Regions from separate parts of the Mus musculus genome. Here region 2 is linked to region 1. Evidence: chromatin loops called from intact Hi-C (ENCODE). Cell type or tissue: gastrocnemius. All regions are shown on one strand. Links, peaks and the distances in the headings refer to the core of each region. The heading gives the core; the rest is flanking DNA.

Evidence for each region. Hi-C counts contacts between places; a loop is a spot of excess contacts. Peaks named below come from ENCODE experiments on the same cell type or tissue, not always from the same donor. Only the 100,000 strongest peaks of a DNase experiment are listed, where the experiment ranks them.
Region 2: it touches region 1 in a loop (3-fold over the local background); 23 of 42 quality-filtered maps call a loop at or near these places.

What each region holds. Positions count from the first base shown.
Region 1 is chr13:24,276,695-24,284,997 of GRCm38, reverse strand. It overlaps Carmil1 (capping protein regulator and myosin 1 linker 1), which reads left to right and starts at 4,208. Exons shown (of 38, transcript NM_026825.3): 1 at 4,208-4,437. The coding sequence starts at 4,398. In gastrocnemius, for the core only: a CTCF peak has its summit at 3,641 (motif pointing right); DNase peaks (open chromatin) are centred at 3,923, 4,386, 4,764, 5,482 and 2 more places; H3K4me3 peaks cover 1,937 bases; H3K27ac peaks cover 1,400 bases.
Region 2 is chr13:23,828,973-23,837,306 of GRCm38, reverse strand. It overlaps a transcript of Slc17a3 not described here. Among named protein-coding and RNA genes, the nearest start is that of Slc17a3, 6.3 kb to the left of the region's middle. In gastrocnemius, for the core only: a CTCF peak has its summit at 4,108 (motif pointing left); a DNase peak (open chromatin) is centred at 4,069.

The DNA of each region.
Region 1 (8,303 bases), core at 304-8,303:
GAACGAGAAGCTGGATCTCTCTCTCTCTCTCTCTCTCTCTCTCTCTCTCTCTCTCTCTCTCACACACACACACACACACATTTTTGGAAATGCTATTGGTTCTCACTGTCTTTGGCAAGATCAGAAAGTATCCTAGATAAGTTGGAGTTCTGTTAGCATACTGATCTCCCCATTTCAGTTTGTTTTGTCACCATGGGCTTAATCACTAGGCAAAAATTGGTCTAAAGATCTTAAGATATGAGGAAAGCATTAAGTACTTTTGACAACTACTTTATTCAGATTGTATTTTCTAATCATAATGGAAAGCAAAAATGTGCTATAGTGGCACAAATGTTCATGTTTGAATTTAAAATAACACACACATCATTTCCCAAATTAACCTTGTCATCCAGTATGTGTCAAATTTACCGCACTGTGTTTAACATCTTAAAGTGAGGTCTGGTTGGTACCCAGGGAAGGAACACTTGTCCAGCACACAAAGACCTGGGGTCAGTGAACAGCATGGAAGAGATGGGAAAATGCTGGGAAAATCTCACACCAGCCTGAGAGACTTCTGGAGAAGAACTACCATGAGTCAGGCTAGCATGGGCTACACAACATTTTTTAAACGTTCAAGTGCAGACCTGGTATCTTCTGCCTGTAATCAGAGTAAGGTGCATTCGGAGGTAGAAAGATCACCATGAGTTTGAAGCCTAACTTTGGCTAGAAAATGAGTTCCAGGTTAATTTAGCCTACAGAGTAAGACTCTATCTCAGAAAATAAAAAACAAAATCAAATAAAGTTTAGGGGGCTGCAGATGGAGCTTTGATGGTAGCATGCTTGCCTAAGATTTAGAAGCCTTGAGTTCTATCCTGACACCATAGAACCAGGCAGGATGGTGTGTGTGCCTATAATTCAGTATTCATGAAGTAGACAGGGAGGATTGAGAGTTCAAGGTCACCCTTGGCTACAAAGTAAGTTTGAGACCAGGTTGGGCTGTCAGTAACACCTTGTCTCAAAGTACCAAAAGGGTGGGGGAGTGACTTATCAGTTAGGAACACTAGATAGATACTCTTATATAGTACTATAGTTCATAGACTACATCTACATGAAGGCTTACAACCCTCCAGAAATCCAGCACCAGCGGCTGGGTGTCTTACACCTTCTTGTGGCCTCTTCAGGCATTGCATACAACTGGTGCACTAACACACACACACACACACACACACACACACACACAGACACACACACAGAGACACACACACATACACAGAAAATAAAGCTTAAAAAGAAATCTTAAAAAAATTATTAAACACAAAAATTGAGTGCTGGAATGCAGGGTTGGCACTCAACCTTCCAGTCCCCTTGTACCTCTCAGGCCAAAGAGACAACGATCTTTGTTCTTATATTCACAAGTTCCCTACTGTGTGGAGCCTTCAGGGCTATTTTTGAAACTTCACTAGTATGTCCCTGAAAAGAGCCTGTTAAGCCACAGGTATTTGAAAGGCTGTTTGGAGTGGTAATTTCCACCTTCTTCAGGTAGGATATATTGAGGGAATATGTAATTTAAACAAATTGCCAATGTTATTAACTGAGTTAAAGGTCTGAGGTAGAAAGCTCACGCTCACTGGTGTTTATTGGACATCTGCCTTATCCAGGTCATTGAGGCAGAGGCTCCTCCGGCAGTGTGCAAGAGGCCCTGGGTTCAATCTCCAACAGCACACAGATGTTTTCTACATTTCCTGCCTTCAAAGTGCCTACTGTTTAGTTAGGAAACCACCAACTCTCCCTTCCCCTACCCCAATCCAGGATTCAAGGGTTAAATGGTAAAACTGGACAAAGACACAAGAATAAAGGGAGGCCCTCGTATGTTTGAGCTTTTAAGTGTGTTGTGTTTCAGTCTTAGGAATCTCAGAGATCTGAAAAGCCCTGAAGAAATTTTATGAAGAAGGTACACAAATGATAGGTTTGTAAACAGTAAGAAGCAGATACCTGAAGAGAGTCTTGGAGAGAGTAGAGTCTGGGGGACTGGGAGAAGGCTCAACTGGTAAAGGCCGTTGTCAGAAAGCCGAGTTTGATCTCTGGGATGAACCCACAGAGGGATCAAACTGAATCCACAAGTTGTCCTGTGACCCCCACAAACCCCCAACTGGCCCATTATGTGCACATACAGTAATAGTACATTTAAAAGAATGGAGTCTCGCTGTCTGATTCAGGGATGGAGTGGGGTGAACCAGGTGGGAAGGGGAAGCCATCATCAGATTATCTGCTGTAGAAGGTATGGTTCCAGCACTACAAGCACCGTTTTCATTAGAATACTTGTAAGAAATCTCTTGACTGTTGAAGGAAGGGATGGGGGAGCCAATAGTACCTTACGTGAGATTCCAGCTGCTCTCTTCTACACTCGGAGCCAGTGGTATGTGATTTGGCCCTAACTGCCTGTGGCTGTGTATATAAAATGTGGACTCCCAGTTAAAAGTGGGGCTCCATTTGTAGAGCTGTGAGGAAATCTTCATCCATGTAAGGGTACATGACTGCTTTAGGGTCACCCACACTCCAGTAAGTAACCCCTCACCCGTGTTCTGTGTAAGTCCAGTAACCACATTGGTTCTCCAAGATGGACTTTGATGAAACGGAACTCTGTGGTTGGAGCCCTGCAAGGAGGGTGTCTGTTTACAGTCTTCCCAAGGAAAGAGCTCAACCAGCAGTACTCTAGAGGAAACTAAACATTGTTCTTAGAAAAGCAAGGTCCATAGCAGTCTTCAAAACCAGACTACCAACTCAGCCTAATAGCACATGCCAGGATCCTGGCACCTGGAGGCCGAGGCAGGAGAACTGTGGCCTAGCCTACCAGTGAGACACTTAAAAAAAAAAAAAAAAAAAAAAGGAAAAAAAAAATCAAACCACCAATAGTAGACTTAACAGTCAGATGTTTCCCTGTGACACCGGCACTCTGAAAGGCAGAGGGAGACAGATCTTTGCTTTGTAGACATGACAAGCTTGGTCTAGTTAGCAAGTTCCAGGCCAACCTGGGTTACATATTGAGACCCTGTCTCAAAAACTAACCCACCCACCCATCCACCAACCAATACAACTACAATAACAGAACCTAAGCTGCCAGAGGCCAGTGTTTCCCCCTCTTTTCCCCTCTCCCTCTTTTCAACCCTTTAAAGCAGGAACCTGATTGGTCAGTCAGGGACATTCTCTTTGGGTGATGGAAGTGCACATAAGTACTCCAGAACCTGAGATCTTTCCTCTGGGAAGGTTGGATGGGTTGGGTAAAATTGAATCAGATTTAGCAGCAGGAATATTCCAGCTTTTGGCAACCATGTCTGGTCCTCCGATTTGCCCCAAGCTTAAGGAGACTGGGTCGCCATTAAAAGGCATTTTCCAAAGGGGCCCCTGTCTTGCCATCTTACGGTTGTCTATTGATTGCATGTAGCTCTTAATCAACATAGATGGGGAATTAACAATGAGGGTGCGAAGACACAAGGCTCAGCGGGGCCCGAGATCCAGAAGTGCACGAAAGGATCTCAGAAAGCACTAGCTTCCGCGCTGGGGGCTCTGCAGCTCTGAGCCTCAGGGTCCATTGGCCTGCCTGGATTTGGGGGATAAACCCTCGCGCAGCCCGGGCCCTCCACGCTGGCAGCCAGCAGATGGCTCTCGGGCTCTCTCAACTGCACGGTCTATCCCTCTCCAGACGCAAGCGTCTGCTGCACCGAAGCGAGGCTGCGAGGAGGGGCGCCGAGCCCGGCGCCGCCGCAGCAGTCAAGGCAGCAGCCACCGCAGCCAAGCACCGCGTCGGTCCCCGGGCTGTGCCCCGCGCCGGGCACCGTGCGCCCAGGCCCGGAGGCCGGCCGGGGACCCGTGCGGAGGCCGCTCTCGCGAGGCGGGGAGGAGACGCAGGGGGACCAGGAGGAGGAGCAGGAGAGGGTGAAGGAGAGGAGGAGGAGCGGGAGAAGGGGAAGGAGGAGAGCAGAGCCGGCCCGCCCCTGCCCAGCCCAGCCCGCAGGAGGCCGAGACCAGCCAGGCGGCCCAACCCTCGCCTTCCGCTTCACCTACGCCCAAGGTGCGGCGCAGAGGCCGGGCTGCGCGGCGCCCGCCCGGGAAGAAGCCGGTGTTGCAGCCGCCTTGCGTTCGGCCCCTGAAGCAGCGAGCCGAGAGGGAGGCATGTAGCGACGGCCGCAGAGCCAGCTCGGATTTTCAACTCTTAGGATTTTTTTTTTTTTTTTTTTTTTTTTTTTTTGGTACTGCGGGCGCGCGGCAACCTTGGATCAACGCCCCGCTGCTCCGGCCGGCCCACTCTTTCCTTGCAAGCTGCGGCTTCCTCGCGGAAACATTAAAGGGTCTGAAGAAGGGCGCGGGGCCGAGAGTCAGAGAGTGGGACCCGGGATCTCCCCGCGCCCAGTGGGGCAACCATGACCGACGAGAGCTCCGATGTCCCCCGGGAGTTAATGGGTAAGCTTGGCGCGGGGGCCGACTGGCCATCTTTCTCTGCGCACACCTCCTTTCCGCCTCCCTTCCCATCTCCGTCCTCTCGCAGTCTCCGCGCTCTCCTGCGCAAGTGGCGTGGGGCAGGGTCGCCGGGGGAGGGGGCGGGGTGGGGGGAGAGGCTAGAAGTTTGCTGGCCCGATGGCCGCAGGAACTGGGTGCAGAGAGAGAAGAAGGAGTGGAGAGGAATCTGGAGCCCTGGGGGACTCCACGCAGATCTCCCTGCTCAGCCCCACCAGGTGAGTCAGGTTGGCGGAAGATGGAGCTGGAGGGGCGTCCCTTCCAGTGGCCAACTCCCTGGTCCCAAACTCTGGAAAGTCTGGTAAAGCCTAGCAAGGAGGATGCCTGGCGACTGTAGGTTCCCTCGGGCTCATGTCAGGCACCCTCCAGGAAATTCCCGTTTGGGGCTGCCCCTCTTACTGACGGCCTCAGGGATGGAGGCGCCCGTCCAGCGTCAGGACCCAGCCTGACAAGGCGTGGCTTTGAGGATTGAGTTGGAAGCTAGAGGGTTACCCGGCCGATGCCTTCTCAGTCCAGGAAATGGAGGGTTAATGATAAACGCCTCATTTTAATAATGATTAACCTGCCGACCACCTTCAGTCTCTTTGGGAACACGTGTGTTACCCTGTGCCAGGTGACTGGTTTGCTTGAGGCCCTTATTGGGGGAGGGGGTGTCTTCTTTTGGAGCAGAGGGCAGAGAGAGCATTGCTTGGAATTTAAGTCCTGGAGCTTAGCTTTATCTGGAAAGGTTAAATGGCAGAAGACAAATGGGCTAGGAGCGCTGGAAACCAGCGCTTATGCTCGTGTGGAGTGCGTTGACTTGCACTAAGGTGAATATGACTTTATGGACGTACTTTGAGCTCCAGTGACTGGTATTCCCTGAGGAATACTGGGCACACACTTGATGTTCCCTGGATTCCCTGGGCGCTGACAAGGAGGGAACGTTCTCACCGATTCACCATAGTCTGGAATTTGCCCCTCTGCTGTCCACCCAGCATTGATACTTGAGAGGGCATGGTGTGCCCCCGCAAAGCTGCTCACTCTGCAGGTAAAACTTGGCGGGAAGAAGCTGTTGCCCGTTTTGTATGGAACTCTGCCTTTGTTGAACTGAAAACATGCCAACACACACACACACACACACACACACACACACGAAGTAAGGTATTTGTGCACACCCCCTACTTTGTCTCCTCAATTTCGAGACTCTTTCTGAGACATTATCGAGTGGCCCATCCGGTTCTGGGTGTTTCCAACACCCTGCCTGAACACGAAACTAACGCTGGAGGCTCCAAAGATGCCTCCAAGGGTGGCAGATTTCTAGAAAATCATGTAGCATTGTCCTGGGACCTGAAGTTTAGGTGATTTGGACTCCAGATAAAGTGTAAACGGTGAAATAAAAAGATGCTGCTGTTTATCAGCGGTTCTCAGTACTTAAGTATGTTTAAAAGGTGAATTTGACCCCTCTTTTGAAAGGAACTTTTGTGTTGAGTCAGTATTGTATATTGGTGATTTTGGAAGGATGGTGGCTCGAAGGACCCTTCTCCAGCTAACCATTTGGTGTATTCTCTTCATTGCCCTTCTGTGGTTTGTCTAATAGCATTTTCCTAGGCCTCTGTGTTGTCTGGTTAGGCTTTGGTGGTGGTGGGGTTCACCGATGTTGCTGGTTCCAGGAGCTCACAAGCATTTTAGCTGATCAGTTAAAACAGACTGCAAAGGCCTCGCTGCCTTTTCCTAAACTTCTCCTTTAAGGCCTGTAAGCTGTGTATGACATATCTTTCTATTAAAGGTTTTGTTGTTGTTTTGTTTTTTGTTTTAAAGACAAGGATTCTTGTAGCCCAAGATAGGTGCCGACTCACTAGATGAGTCTGACCTTAAGCTATTCTCACTCTCCCTCCTGCCTCAGTCTCCTGAATGCTGGTTTACATGTGTGCGCTGCCCTTAGGCTTTTATGGAATAGTTTTAAATACAGAAATCAGAGGGTGTGTGTGTGTGTGTGTGTGTGTGTGTGTGTGACAGTGGCCCAGGCTTTTAGTCCTAGCACTGGAGAGGCAGAAGCTAGGGGAACCTCTGTGAGCTCAAGGCTAGCATGGTCTACATACTGACTTCTAGGCCAGCCAAGACTACATAGAGAGACCTATGTCTCAACAAACAACAGACAAATAGACAAATGAAGAAGAAGAAAAAAAAGAAATACAAGGCAGAGGACAAGAATACTGGCCACATGCCACTTGTCACCACCCAGAAGCTGCTTTTATCCTTTGGATATAGCAGGGCAATTTCAGAGGCCTATGTCCACAGGTCTCTTAGTGGGGAGTCCATGCTGCCTTAGGCTCTGATGAGATAGTAGCTGGGCAGAGAATGCCCAGTGCCCAGCCTCCGTGCATGTACCCTGTCCTCATTCTGCCTGCTTGCTGTTCCTCAAGCTGCACTTTCATTTCCAGCCTTCTCTCTCTCTCTCTCTCTCTCTCACTTTTCCTCCAAGTGTCTGTATATACTAAGACATCTACATCATACAGAGTAATAATTCTACACCTCAGCGGGCTCTCTTGGAGACCCCACTGTGGAAACCAGAAGTCTGTTTCCTGGGGGCCTCTTCAGCTCAAAGTTCTTCTGTCCCAAACCCCCACACCCTGCTCTGTTTGTGAGCGGATGTGTTGTGTGAAGATTCAGTTAGTGGCATCTCTGGTGGCTTTTGCTAGATGTTAAACCACCATAGACAACAAGGAGATAGGAGGGCTGCTCATATTTACTGAATCCCTGAATAAGCCAAGATGGCTATAATAACAGAATACAGAGATATGAAAAGCTAGGAGAGGGAAGCTGAGATCTGAAAGATAAGCTGGATATTATCAGGAGACTAGGACAAAGACATCCCAGAAAAAAGAATACATAGAAACTCCTGGACTTATATAAGTCCAGGGAGACACAGACCCTTGCGTTTGTACTGAGAAATGGAGCTGGGGAGTGTGAGATTTACACGCCCTTGCTCAAATGACAATTCTCTCAACCTGGAGAGACAAACTCAAGCTGCCCATTCACAAAGGCTACCTACCATGTTAAGAAGGCAAGGGACAGCCTTAGGGAGAGAAGCCAGGGGTCTTTATGCTCCCGATCTGTGCAGCAGTTAGATTTTGGGCAACTTGATACCTCACTCACTCACAGAGTTGGAGAAAAGTGAGGTACCCAGCTCTCAGAGTGGCCGCTGAAGATGAGACTGAAGTTGATTTGGGACATGTTTAGGTTGGGCAGCTCATTAGTGTCACAGAAAGACAACTCTTTCTTCCAAACTTTGAAATCTTTCCTCTCTAATTCCTCTTTCTCCATGACCTTGGCATCCATATGCTATTGTGTTTTGATGATTTGGGGAGAGCTCTTTTCTGACCAAACCATTTGGGGTAGTCTCAGTGTCAGTTTGGTTACTTGACGGGATATTTCTATCTTGCGGAAGCCTCCACGTTCATCCCAATGACAAACAAATGCTGAGATTTCCCAAAAATAAATAAATAAGTACGTAAATAAATAGGAAAATACTGTTTGAGACGGCATCTTGTTTTCTCACACAGGCTTGCGTTGGATTACTAGACTGAAGTGGTTTGTCTGCCTCATCCTATCAGGGAGTTGGGACTATAGGCAGGGACCGTCAAGCCCAAGGGGGGTGGGAGCCCGGGGGATTGACCTCAGTGCCTTCATCATCATATGCAAGTGCTCAACCACTGAGCTACACCACAGCCCTCTGCTGTCAACACTGTAATATCCAGAACTGGAGAGATGGCTCAGCAGTCCAGAGGCCTTGAATTCGGTTCCCAGATTCTGTCTCAAAACAAAAACCTCTT
Region 2 (8,334 bases), core at 212-8,211, 450 kb after region 1:
TTCATGGTTTTAACCATGTACTTGGTTTGACTTCATAAACAAAAAGACCCAACATGCTTCTACACTGAAAAAAAAAATCCAATTTTGCCTCACCTGTACAATTAGTTTTTAAACATTTGAGTATGAATTGAAATATTTCTTTGACTTAGATCATTTTACTCACCTTTTAGAGATTACACCTTTTCTTCTCTGATGAGCTTGAAACTACTTTGTGTTGACATGAAAATCTTCGGAGCAAATAGAGTGCACACATCCTCACTTTGATTTGAGTATCCAAGGAATGCTTTCCTTAAGTGTGTGAACAGTTGTCCTTAATTATTATCTGTAGGATGGCTCCATGTCTGACCAACATCTCAGAGGAAATCAGTGCCCAGTTGAGGCAATCACAGAAGCCGGTTATCTCTAGGCTGAAGGCCAACCCCGGATAGAGGAAGGTCAATTTCTGTGTACTCTCTGCTTAAACCTCACAAAGTCCAGCATGGATCAGATGGAGTACGCTGAAGCTGGACACCACAGAGGCTTGGCTCAGTGGCAGTGGGCATTCCCTGGAACCTCAGAATCTAAGCCGTGAACCCAAATGGCGTGTCATCTCTACTCAGCATCTAAGTCCTCTTTAGAATTTCTGGCAAATGTTTTTGCCTCCATCCTTGGTCAGGTTACACTCTTATTTTGCCTCTTGTTCTCCATGACAAATTGGGTCATGGACATGAGTCATAAATCTAATATCCAGTCATGTACTGGTGCTATACTGCTCCTAGTGGGAGTTCATCTCTGTTATTTTGTTTCCTATTAACTGAGCAAAATGATGTCTGTATTTTCTGTTACAGTCCCATGTTCAATCTTGTGCTGGACTGCCTCACTGAGAATATTCCTCACCTCTTTTCTTAAACATGCTGTCTTCTGGTGCACTTTACAGTTTAAATGTGAAGTATGCCAGTAGCCAAGGAACATTCCCCCAAAGCTGTAAAACTACACAGTACCAGAGATAATGGCCACTTCCTTTCACTCCTTCCTCCCTCCCTGCCTCTCCTTGATTGTAATACAGTGTATTGCAATCATGTCCACCAACCATTTTTTTCACCTCCAGCTCCTTCTGAGCATATCCCCCTCCCAATATAATAATGCCTTTACCCCCTTTAATATTCTACTGTATCCAGTTAGTCTTGCCTGCATGTGCATGTGTGCATATTGACTTGTTGTAAATATGTCAGTAAGTATTTTTGATAGGATTAATTAATTAACTTCGAGACAAGGTCTTACTGTATAGCTCTGGCTGTCCTTGAGTTTACTATGTGGATCAGGCTGGCCTCAAACTCACAGAGATCTGCCTGTCACTGCCTCCCAACTGCTGAGATTAAAGGTGTGTGTCGCCACTCCCAACAGGGTTCCTAAATTTAACTACTTATATTAATGCGTTTTCATTCGTGGGTATACTTTTTCTGTTAACTTTGGTGCTCTATTCTTGAGGCTATTGCATTGACTTTGTTAATTGATTTTGGAGCCCTGAACTCATGGATAGATGTATATATTCCACAACTTAAATGCCAGTTATTACTTAGGTGTGAATTAAGGCTTTCCTGGCACTTAAGGTATGCCTTCAGAGAAGAGAGTAAAGATTGTGTCATTGAACCAAGTAGAAAAGATTTAGCATGTTGAATGTGGGCATACTGCTCTTAACTGGAGTGTGTGTGTGTGTGTGTGTGTGTGTGTGTGTAGGCCAAAGATCAATCTTGGATTCTATTCTTCAAGCACTTTGTCTTAGGATTTTTCTTGGTGTAATAAGACACTATTATTAAAAGTAGCCCAAATAGGAGAGGGTTTATTTTGCTACATTTCTATGTAATAGTCTATCACTAAGGGAAGTCAGGGCAGAAACTCAAGCATGACAGGAACCTGGAGGCAGGAACTGAAGTAGAGACAATGGAAGGACAATGGAAGAACACTGGTTTCTGGCTTGGTCTTCATAGCTGGCTTAGCCTGCTTTCTTATACCATCCCAGAACCACCTCCCACCTAAAATGTGGCACTGCCCACAGTAAGCTGGGCCCTCCGATAGCAATCAGTAATTAAGAAAATGTACTATAGACTTGCCTACAGGCAAATCCTATGGAGGCACATTTTCATTTGAACTTTTCTTCCTAAATGACTCTAGCTTGTATCGAGTTGACATAAAACTCCAGAACACATTGTCCACCTTACTTTTAAGGACAAGGTCTCTCAGTGACCTTCAACTTGCCAAGCAGGCTAAGTCGGTTGCCAGCCAGGCTCAGGGATTAACTCACCTCATCCTTTCCAGTGCTTTAATTACAAACACAGGTCACTAGGCCTTTCGTGCTCACATAAGTTCCAGGGATGAAACTTGCATCCTCATGCTTGCGGGGCAAATGGTAACCACGGAGCTCCCAGACCATGAAACAGTTTTATTATTCCAAGGTTTAGTTCTTCAAGATGGAGGAAGATTTTAATTCAGTACTTTTAACAATGCAAAGGATAATTCATATCTTCTTCCTCCTCTCTCTCCTTCCTCCCTTTCTCCTCTAATTATTTTTGGGGAGGGAAGAGGACGTGGGGGAGGGGATGGGGCTAAAACACACCATGTAGTTGAACCCACACAGATCTGCCTGCTTCTGCTTCCCTGGCACTGGGATTAAAGTGTGAAAAACGTCACTGGGCTTTCCTCCTCCTCTTCCTCCCCTTCCTCGTCCTCCTCTCCTCTCCCCCTTCTTTCCCTCTTCCTTCTCCTCCTTGTTTTTACCTTGTCCTACATTACCTTTATAAAGATGCAAAGTTTGCCTTGGGATTGAGTTTTGTTCCTTTCAAGTTCCAATATTTGTATTAAAGGTTTGGTTTGGTTCCTTATATATTGATACTTGCCTTTATCATCCAGATTCCACACCCACCCACCCTCCAGCCACTAAATCAGAATAGAGGTCTGTTACGATCAGCCAGTAAAAAGGATTAGGGGCCAGACCTATTTACCGGCTTCCGCATTACACAGTTAAGTTTTTACTGTGCTCATTGAGTGTGGCCTCTATTTGTCAGAACTGTGCTTAGAAGTGGTAGAAGTCCAGATGAAATTTTTGAGGGAGTGACCCTACCCACACACGAATGACCATTCACAACAAGAGCTTGGTCAGGTCAAGGACCCTGACATCTCAGACACGGGAATGGCAAGGCCTTCTCCATCAGGGGAATGGTAAGGCCTTTCTCTGGTTCAGATACTAATGCTGATAAACTGGTGATCATTGGCTCTAGAACTGTGTAAAAAGTAACAGACACAGATTCCTCCTCCCTGATGACCCGAGCCTGGGACCGCTCTACCAAGATCAGCTAACTACCTCCTCCCTCAGATGTATATAATAAATGTGCTGAGTATCAGCGATGCTGGTGCTTCTCCATCAGAGACCACAGCTTTTCTGTCTCTGTGTATATATGTCTGTGATTTATTTCTCACTGTCCCATTCAGGTCAATCCCAGAGTCACACAGGCCGTTGGGAGAGATGGAGGGTGTGGAAGGGCACAGAAGGACAAACAATAGAGACAAACCTGGTCCTGGGACCACAGCAACGAGAACTAAATCTCTTTTTTGTAACACAGTACCAAGCACTCATTTTTGCTGTCTGCTTCTTCTTCTCTTCATCTGCAAGAGAATATAAACAGCTCTGCTGCCACTTCTGGAATCTCATTTTCCACAAAAGGGAAGAAGCTCAAGTACTGAGTCTGAGAGAGCCCCGGAAAGGGTCCTGTGGACTCAGCTCAGAATATTCTTTGCCTTTGAATCAATTGCTGGGATGTGATAGCATCAAGTACTCTGATTGGCTACTCTCCTCATCACAACACAGCTATAAATTATCTCTCTCATAGATGCAGTGCCTCATAAAAATTACTATAAATGAATAAACAGGCCAGGGACGGTGCCCCACTCATTCAATCTAGCAGTTGGGAGGCAGAGGCAGACAAGTGGATCTCTGTGGTTTTTTTATAGCCACTGTATACTAGCGTGTTGGTGTCCACAGGAGTTGCTGTTGCACAGTTGCTGATTCAGGCCGGCCACAGCGAACTTCAGGGGATCCGAGCCAGATCTTGGTTCCTGTGTTCCTATAGCGCCCTCTAATGTTGAAGGAGAAGCTTGCAATCAGTTTTTTTTCAAGGATTCATTCATTCATTCATTCATTCATTCATTCATTCAATGTATATGAGTATACTGGCACTGTAGCTGTCTTGAGACACACCAGAAGAGGACACTGGATTCTGTTACAGATAGCTGTGAGCCACCACATGATTGCTAGGAATTGAACTCAGGACCTCTGTAAGAGCAGTCAGTGCTTGTACTACATGCATGTGACACCTACTTGGTTTGTGCAGTGCTGGGGTTCAAAGCTGGAGGGACTGGAGCATGTGAGACAAGCACTCTACCAGCTGAGCTACATCCCCAGACCATCTGTGTCTTTTGATGAGCCCACTGTTCATAGTCTCATAGGCTTCACTTTCTTTTGTGGCTTAATTTCTTCCAAAGACCAGGTTCCTAATACCATCATTTTGAGAATTAGGATTATAGTCCTGATGTTTTGGGGATTTGAGCCATAGCATGAATATTTGCGGTTAGGGTTGTTACAAGGATTTTTTTTTTCTGGGTCAGGACTGGACCATGTTTTAGGGATTTCGACTGTAGCATGGCTGTTTGTGGGTTAGGACGACAGCACGGCGGTGGTTTAGGACCATGGCATAGATGTTTTGAGTGTAGGATTGTGCTATGTATTGGGGGGGGGGGTTAGAACTGTAGCACAGGTGTTTTGGGGGTCTCAGATTGCAGGATGGATAGTTAAGAACACAGATGTTCAGCTTATAGTACATTTCACTGCTTTTGTTTTTTGTTTGTTTGTTTTTTGTTTTTAGAACAAATCAAATCAAGACCAGTTTAATGTTACATCACTGTTTTGTCACTGTCATCAGAAAGGCTCAGATTTCCTGTGATAAACGACAGAAGCTATAAGTTCACGAGTCACTGAGAGGTGGAGTCTAAACCAGAACGGAGCAAGAGAAACAAATCAGCTCCTTCCCCAAAACATGGTGGTCTGCACATACTTCCCTGAAGGAGCCTTCCAATGTACAGATCCATTTTAATTGCATGTAAAACTGGTGGTAAATGAGCTTGGAAAGTTCCTCTTCAGCCTGCCCTATCTGCTCCAGGGAGGACCACAGGGCATCCCACTATGGGACATCACAAAGTACATGCAATTTGTTCATGTGCGGATCTGGGCAGTTGCTTGGGTATTGGGACAGAACAAATCTGCTACATAAACCATATGGATATTTTGTTGTTGTTGTTGTTTTCCTAAGTTAAGTCACGTCAAAATGCATTATATAATAGTCAAGCTATTTTTTTAAAAAAAACTCATAATGATTATCACAGATTTTATTTTACCACATATAATAGCTTTATTTCATTTATCTTGCTCCCACATTACCGACTTAAATTTTTATTTGTAATCAATTGTTACCACATGTGCATTTAGAAACTGCTAAGATACATGCGATTCTGTTCTCTTTTAATGTGTACATGAATTACCTTTGTGACTCTCACCTTCAGCAGCAAAAAGAACCCAGAACCGTGGAATAATATCCCCAAAGTGCTCAAACAGAACGCTTTGCAATCTAGCATTTTATGCACAATTAAGTGAATTCAAGGATAAGGGTGAAACAAACACATGAACACACCCTTAAAGAAAGACTAAGAAAATCTTCTGCTCAGAAAGATAGTTAATTTAATGTATAGTAAGGGGAAATAGCAAGCTTATTTTCACCTTATGATCTTAAACATCATGAAGTTTTATAACCTTGTTGTAAGAGTCATGTTCCTGCTCCATATTTGTGGGCTTAACCAGGCTATTTTAAAGCCTGTGGTGGTTTGAAAGTGGATGATCCCCATAGGCTCATTTGAATACTTGATCCCAATGGGAGAAACTGTGTGGGAAGGATTATGGGGTGTGGCCTTGGAGGACCACTGAGGACTTTGAGGTTTCAAATGCTTTAGCCATTCCCAGTTAGAACATCTCTTGTTCTAACTTCTACTTGGGAATAAGAGCGTGAGCTCTGGGCTACTGCTCCAGTTTGCCATGCCTGCCTGCCTTCTGTTGTGCTCCATAGCTACCTTGGACTCACCCTCTGAACCTGCAAGCCTCTTCTCGTAGCTGTCTTGGTTATGACGGTTTGTCACAACAATTGAAAAGTATCTACGACAACACCCCTACTTCATTTACTGATATTCATTCAGAAATAAAGCAAAATAAAACAAAATAAAAACCTTTAGAAGAGAAAATTAAAAATTTGAAGTCTCCTTTGCAATTAGTGGCATCCTGGGCCACATTAAAAAAAAAATCTAAAACCCCAAAAACAGACCCATAAATGTTTTCCTGCTTAGAGACCGTATGTTAGGTCTGGATATGCATCAAATGACTCTGCAGAAAGCCCAAAGACGGCACAGAGGAACACAGGAGCTAGACAGTCTCAATGGCTTACAAAAATCAATCATTTACCTACTTTATACTTCATGATCTTTGGGATTGGCTGTAGCCTGATCTGTGTTCCCTCATTCAGGACCTTCGTTGATAGAAGATGCTCTATTGGAGCATAAGAGGTAGCCTTATGGGGAGAAGATAAAGGAATTGGGTAAGTCATAATTTCCTTGGACAAGGGAAGTCATGTAGGAAAGTGCCACCCACCATCACACAGGGAAGGGCAGAGATATGCATAAAATGTACCATTTATCACTGTCTGAAATATGGATCACATTTGATTCGTGGTCTTTTCTACACATAAAACATATTCAGTGGGTAAACCTCACTGGGTCCCAAAGTCACATTCAATCGCTACCTCATCTGGATTCAGGTCCTTTTGCTTTGAAAACTCAATAAACCACATTTTTCCCAAGTCTACTCCACCCAATGACCCCCTGTCCAACAATGGGCCAGAAACAAAATAACTACAGAAACAGGAAACAGTGGCCATTTGTCCAATGAGATTCTGAAATCCCTCTAGGACAGCCCCACAGTTCACTGTGTTCCCTGGCCCTTAGCTCCATGTTGATGAGAGTCTCTTCTCTGTTATTTTCTTGGCCACATTAGAAGACACTGGCAAATAGGCACAACCTTAGGAATAGAGCTGTTTTCATAGTCCATATTCGGACAAAAAAGATGAGTGTCCCAATACACCATTTCTCTCTCTCTCTCTCTCTCTCTCTGTGTGTGTGTGTGTGTGTGTGTGTGTGTGTGTGTGTGCGTGAGAGAGAGAGAGAGAGAGAGAGAGAGAGAGAGAACTTACATGCCATGAAATCATGACATGCATGTATGCATGTAAAGGTCAAAGGATAACATGGGTTACTGTCCTTTCCTTCTGCCATGTTTAAGACAGAATCTCTTGCTGTTTACTGTTGCTTATGCCTGCTGTCTGGCCAGGGAGCTCCTAGAGATTCTCTTGGCTCTATCTTCTGTCTTGCTATAGATGTGCTAAGATTTCAGGTGTGTGTGCCACTGTGTCTGGCTTTTATGTGGGTTCTAAACTAAACTCAGATTATCATGTTTACACAATAAATAGTTCACTCACTAAACCCCAAGGCAACATTTTAAGTTCCAAAAAGTTACCGTCACCTTTAGTTCAGGCTAATTGGTGTAACAGTCCCAATTCTTTCCTTTTTTTTTTTTTTTTTTTTTTGGTGTAGTCCTTATTTAATTAGAACCAATTTTACATGCTGACCTATGTTCCTCTTACTTGCTAACCTGCCCCTCCTCCTTTCAGTCCATCTGGAGATTTCTGGTTCTCCCTCCAATTCTTCACCTGAGTTTTGCACACCTTGAGTTTGTCCAGCTTTTGTGATAAAGTCCTCCATTCTGTTTTCTGAGTTGTTTTGCTGAATCCAAAGTATTTTCCTGGGCATGTAATTCATAGTTTTAAACAATGAGTTGTGTGGATCTCTCATTCATTTGCTTTGGTTCTTGTCATAAAAATATTTTAGCATTTTTTAAAAATCATTTTCTGGGGATCCATCCCATAATCAGCTTTCAAACGCTGACACCATTGCATACACTAGCAAGATTTTGCTGAAAGGACCCTGATATAGCTGTCTCTTGTGAGACTATGCCGGGGCCTGGCAAACACAGAAGTGGATGCTCACAGTCAGCTATTGGATTGATCACAGGGCCCCCAATGGAGGAGCTAGAGAAAGTACCCAAGGAGCTAAAGGGATCTGCAACCCTATAGGTGGAACAACAATATGAACTAACCAGTACCCCCTGGAGCTTGTGTCTCTAGCTGCATATGAATCAGAAAATGGCCTAGT